Regions from separate parts of the Mus musculus genome. Here region 1 is linked to region 2. The links are chromatin loops, found by intact Hi-C in ENCODE. Cell type or tissue: gastrocnemius. All regions are shown on one strand. Links, peaks and the distances in the headings refer to the core of each region. The heading gives the core; the rest is flanking DNA.

Region 1 (2,924 bases), core at 175-2,674, 250 kb after region 2:
AAAGTTTGATATTTCTCTCACTTTTTTTCTTCTAGTTTTTGAAAGTAGAACATTTGTTTTGCAACAGATCAATGAAGTCCTCAGAACGAGCCTGGGCTACACAGCTGCTGTGGGAGCTGTTCCTTCTAGGAATCCACATCTGGATCTATAACAGTTTCCTTTTTGTTGTTGTTATTTTGTTTTGTTTTGTTTTTTCGAGACAGGGTTTCTCTGTATAGCCCTGGCTGTCCTGGAACTCACTCTGTAGACCAGGCTGGCCTCGAACTCAGAAATCCGCCTGCCTCTGCCTCACAAGTGCTGGGATTAAAGGCGTGCGCCACCACTGCCCGGCCTATAACAGTTTCTAAGTGCCTCTTTAGCCCAGCCCTGACAGCGCATCCTAGTTCTGCTTCCTCTGGTGCTCGTGCACACGGTCGCCATGCTTCCCACAAGTCCACTCCTGAAGATAGTAAGCCTTAAAACCACAAGATGTATCAACAGGCTGATCAGCTGGGTGGTAGAAATAAGGACATCTGTGCTTGACCCAAGTTCAGAAAACAGCCATTAAAACCTGGAGCGGCTGAGTATCTGCCATCTCATTTCTGCAAGCTTACAAGAGGGTGAGGAGCCAGGACATCTGTGCTTGGCCCGAGGCACAGGAGCAAGACTGGAGGTGCTTGCCACTGCTGCTGTCATGTTGTGGCTATTGCTGGGCGCTCCCTGTAGCTGTAGGCCTCAAGTCTCAATTTATAGATCTGTTTATTCTAAAGGAAAGAAGCAGGAAGTTCATTTTTATCAGTGACCTTGACTGGATGTCTTTGATGATGTTTAATAGGCTAAAGGTTCCGCAGTTTATTTATATCATTAAAAAATGATGCCATCTTTCTTGTATTTTTCACATCTCTTTAATGAGTGTGTTTCCTGAAGTCAGTCACACACACAGTTTAAAGCAAGTATTCTTCAGTACGACTTACTAATTCTTATTGTGGCTTCATCCTGACCGATGATATAAAGTGAGCGATATTATTTCCAAATATTTACCTGAACTTGTAATCTATTGTTTCTGGGCTTTTGTTTGTTTTGTGTTGTTTGTTTTAATTTTTTTTTTATTTTAATGGTGATATTTTAAAACCTTTTTCTCCATAATATTGTATAGAGCAGAATTTACATATTATATGTCACATTTTTAATCTTCTAATCTCCTTCTTTAAAAAGCAAAATGATTTGTCAATTTAAGAAGGTTATTTACAAAAAAAAAAAAAAATTACAGGCTGGGTGTGGTAGTATGCAACTTTGATCCCAGCAGTTAGGAGGCAGAGGCAGGCAGATTCCTGAGTTCAAGGCCAGCGTGGTCAACAGAGTGAGTTCCAAGACAGTCCTGTTACAATAAGAAATCTTGTCTCAAAAAACAAAAACAAAAACAAAAATTACAGCAGTGGAAACAGCCTAAGAAATTTTAGGAAACAGTGTCACCTAGTGGTCACACACGGCACTGCAGAAATGTTAACTTGATTTCGTGTCCCATTTCACTTACAAAGACCACGCTGACCCTGAAATTAGAGAACCAGTTGCCTGTGCTTCCCAAATGTTGTGATTAAAGGAGAGAGACACCATGCCAAGATTCCTGCCCTACTTTTGAAACAGCCTCTCAGGGCTGTTTTTACTCTCAGGTAAAATTTCTGAATTCTATTTTGCCTCTTAGTGGCTGGCATAAATCAAATTATAAAGACTCTTTTGGTCTGGAGAGTTCACTGAACTATCCAGAAATGAAAACAGCCAAGTGGGTGCTGCAGCTCACCTCCAGCTCTATTAGTTCCCAGGGAGACTCCAGTAGCCAGAGCATTATCTCCGCTGCAATTCGGCTACCTAAAGGAGGAAGGCTTTCTTCCCAGAATATCTCCCTTTAACTCTTTTTTAATGTGTTATTATGTGTGGCCATGATGTTGGAGAATTGCCTTGGTACACACGTGGAGGCCATGTGGAGTTGGCCTCTGCTTCCACCTTCGCCATGGGTTCCAGGAAGTGAACTCAGATCAATAGGCTTGCCTGGAAAAGAGCTTTAGGCACTGAGCCATGCCATCGACCCTGTATAGTTCAAGGATGAATGTCAACCAGGCTTAGTGACGCATGTTTGCAATCCTAGCCCTCTAGAAACAGAATCAAGTTCAAGTCTAACTTAGAGTATGTAGTATTTTTCTAAAAAAAAAAAAAAAAAATCCTGTGCTTAATGGCGATCCCTTTCACTAGCACATCGGTCCATATATCCCTTCTTCCGTGCTGGCCATCAACCATAAGAAGTACTGTTATCCACACAATTTTGCTGGCAAGATAACTGAAGCTCACAAGAATTCCTGGCTAACTTGGTTTATGCACCAAGGACCAAGCCCTTCAAAACTCCTTCCTTAATCCACTTTGCTCCCATGTTCAACACTGGCTTGTGACTGTACACTCTCAGCAACTTCACTCTGTGTATAATATACCAAAAAGTAAGAGCTTGTCAGCTGTGTATCCTTAACACAGTTAGGATACCATAATATCCCCCTAGGAAACTTGAGATCAACATCTGAAACAAAGTTTTGGGGGGATTGAAGAAATTCGGTGTGAAAGCAGCTGCTACAACTTGAGATTTGGCTGTCTTTCCTTCGGTTTTTTTTTGTTTTTTTGTTTTTTTGTTTTTTGTTTTTTTTGTTTGTTTGTTTGTTTTTTTTGTTTTTGTGGTCACCATCTATTACAGAACTTGGGTTTGTTCCACCAGACCTAGGTTCTAATCAATCCCTTTGAAACTTACTTCAGATTCTGTCCATTGTATTTCAGTGGTTTGGTTATCCTAGTGTCTGAACCTCTGAGGCAACTGCCTTTCTAATTTCAATGTGTCTAGCATTGTGCCTGTGTGTGTGCCCTTGAGAACTGTCGATTGTAGAAACTCATGAATACTTAATATTATT
Region 2 (2,924 bases), core at 140-2,639:
TCAATGGATATGTTATTCAGTAAGCAGCTCAATTGCATCTATTTGGGGTTATTATAAATGATGCTATTATAGACATTTATGCACAAAGTGTTTTCCTGTGCAGATTTACACTTTGAAGCTCCTTAGGATAGAAACACCAGCCATATGATGACTGTAACACCTGAGCAGCATTTGGGCTGCTTTTCAAAGCAGCTTCACCGTTATAAATGTACTAGCTGTACATTTCAGTTTGGGGTCTCCATTTCCTTACTGGTACTCATTGATGCTTGTTTTGTTTATGCCTGTATTTGGTTTGTTTGTTTGTTTGTTTGTTTGTTTGTTTGTTTGAAATGAGGTTCTCACATAGCTCTCACTGTTCTGAAACTCACTATGTAGACCAGGCCAGGTTCCAGCTCTGGGATTAAAGGTGAGCACCACATGCCCAGCTAGCTAACATGTAAAGAGTAGGTTAGACTACATTAAATGGGCTCCCATTGCTGAGCTCCTGTCCCAGCTTCCCCAACCTTCATTCTCTGCCCATTTGACAGAATCTCCTAGTTCCTCCCCTCTCTTCTTTATAGGATGAATAATATTCCTTTGTATGAATAAACTCCACTGAGCTAAATATCATTATGGTTCAGATAGGAGTCTGACTTTATTACTTCACATGTGGAAATACAGTTGTTTGAGTATCTCCTGTGGCCCTCTAATCCCTAATAGAGATAAGTATTGGGATTTAAATTCCTTTATTATTTCAAACTATTAAGTGTCAGAAAAAGAAAAATCAAAATGCTGTTGCAGAAGATTTGTTTTAGAGGTGACCGTACATACTCAACATAAACAGTAAAGAAAAATAAAAAAAATAAAATAAATAAAAAACAAGCAAAACCATGTGGTATTGTGAGTCTTTTCTTAAGCTTTATAGTTTTTCTATTTTTCCATTTTACAAATCAAATTGTAGACTGCCACTGCACATGGACACTAGCTTACAGAAGCTGTAACTTAGAAGAATCTTTATTAATCATGATCATTACCAACATTCAACTGGAGTGGCTTTCATAAAGCACCAATGCTCATAGAAAAAGGAAAGAATTGTGAAAAATCACTTGTGCATCTGAGTTGCCAATAGGTGGCGCTAGCCATTAAGTCAGTATTACATTTGTTTTTACAATGTCCTAAGATTAATAACCTATAAAAATTCTCCCACTGAAAAGACAAACCACCTTCAGGAAAGACACAGATGAGCAGGATAAGATGGCTCCGTTTTCCTTCTCCCAATGCAGTTAGATTCAAACCCGTAGTCCTCAAAGACAGTTCAGCTGGCTGAAACAGGGACCTGATTACAGATTTGAGTTGTCCAAACATTCAAGAGAGGAGCCTTGGTCCTGTCTATGTTGTCTCTAGGGATCACTGATGCCATCACCTCCCACTCTTGGATCTACCTTTAAAAAATATCTGAGAAGCCGGGCGTGGTGGCGCACAGAGGCAGGCAGATTTCTGAATTCGAGGCCAGCCTGGTCTACAAAGAGAGTTCCAGGGCAGTCAGGGTTATACAGAGAAACCCTGTCTCGAAAAACCACAATAAATAAATAAATAAATAAATAAATAAATAAATAAATAAATAAATATCTGAGAAAAGTAGAGGATTATTTAATATTTTCTTTAATTTTTGCAAGAAAACAGATGGAATTTCAGAAGTGAAGGGTCTACTGGCTCCAGCCAGGTTGTTGCCAACAAAACATAAAGGATTAATAATGAGACAGAATTCAGTAACTTGTGTGCATCTCCTACATTGCTGTAATGGGTGTCAATCAGTCTTGCTGTCTGGGAATTTAAGTTATACAAATGAAGTGTGTGTGTGTGTGTGTGTGTGTGTGTACACTACTGATTTTTACATTGAGAACTTGAATAATTCCAAAATTGATGTACTTTTGCAACACACACTACATGTTAGAGTAATACCATAGACTGAACATAATGACTCTGCTTCATTTTTATTTGTGGTCTCATACTACAGAAGATGGCAGTTAGGCAAATAAACATCATGCTGTTATTTGGTATAAGCAAAGATGTAAATGGAACTTGGAAGACAAAATTAGAACTTGTAATAATATAATTTTTCATATTAGTTCAAACTGAAATTGTTTCATGCTATATGGAAATCCTTAATTTTTGTCTTTAGTAGCATGTATTTAAAATGGTGGATGGTGAATGTTAGCATGTACAATGAGAACCACCAGGATGAAGGGATGCTCTTTCTGGGCACTGGCAATATCTAGAAAACCTCTTACTGACTCTGCACAGAGCACTGAGCGCTCACTCCTCAATGATGTTGTTGCAGAGAGACTTAAGTTTTCTACGGGAATTTCATTAAACATAGCCTAATTCAGTTGTCTTCCACAGTGTTCCCAGGGTGAGCAGTTTGAGTCTGTTAAGCTGTAAAGCCAATGACCCTGTGTTTCCCAATGCATCTCATGTGTGCCTTCAACTCTTTATAGCTTTGAATAAACTTAGGATCAGATGAGAAATGTCCTAGTGCACCGAGCACAACATTGAACACAGCAGTTCATGAAACCTCGCCTTTTTCCTACATGCAGTTTTGTGAATGTACATTGCAGGACTAAAGCTTGCAGGTTTTTCAAAGCAAAGACAACTTTCTTCACCCACCTTGCAGTGTCTGCTGTGACAGATCGTGTCAGATCGATACTGCTGTCCTCTCCTGTCCAGCTAAGTGCAGTTTCTCCACAAGCACCACCACTTCCCTGCCTTTGAAACAATATCAGGGAGATCACCCTGTGACGGAAAGTGCACTAGCAGTTAACATCCCTAAACAGGAAAAAAGTGCATGTGATGAGAAAAAACGTTTTGCATAAGTCCAATAAAGAACTTATCTTCAGAAATCGCCCCCGCCAATCAGCAAAGTACAGGTTTCATGTTTCAGATTA

The links. Peaks named below come from ENCODE experiments on the same cell type or tissue, not always from the same donor. Only the 100,000 strongest peaks of a DNase experiment are listed, where the experiment ranks them.
Region 1: a loop joins it to region 2, with 10 times the contacts of the local background. A loop is called at or near these places in 30 of 42 quality-filtered maps.

Annotation. Positions count from the first base shown.
Region 1 is chr1:4,767,100-4,770,023 of GRCm38, forward strand. No RefSeq gene overlaps it. Among named protein-coding and RNA genes, the nearest start is that of Mrpl15, 17 kb to the right of the region's middle. In gastrocnemius, for the core only: a CTCF peak has its summit at 1,460 (motif pointing left); DNase peaks (open chromatin) are centred at 623 and 1,439; H3K27ac peaks cover 700 bases.
Region 2 is chr1:4,515,635-4,518,558 of GRCm38, forward strand. No RefSeq gene overlaps it. Among named protein-coding and RNA genes, the nearest start is that of Gm22307, 12 kb to the right of the region's middle. In gastrocnemius, for the core only: a CTCF peak has its summit at 1,114 (motif pointing right); no DNase peak of the experiment used is centred there; H3K4me3 peaks cover 655 bases; H3K27ac peaks cover 1,058 bases.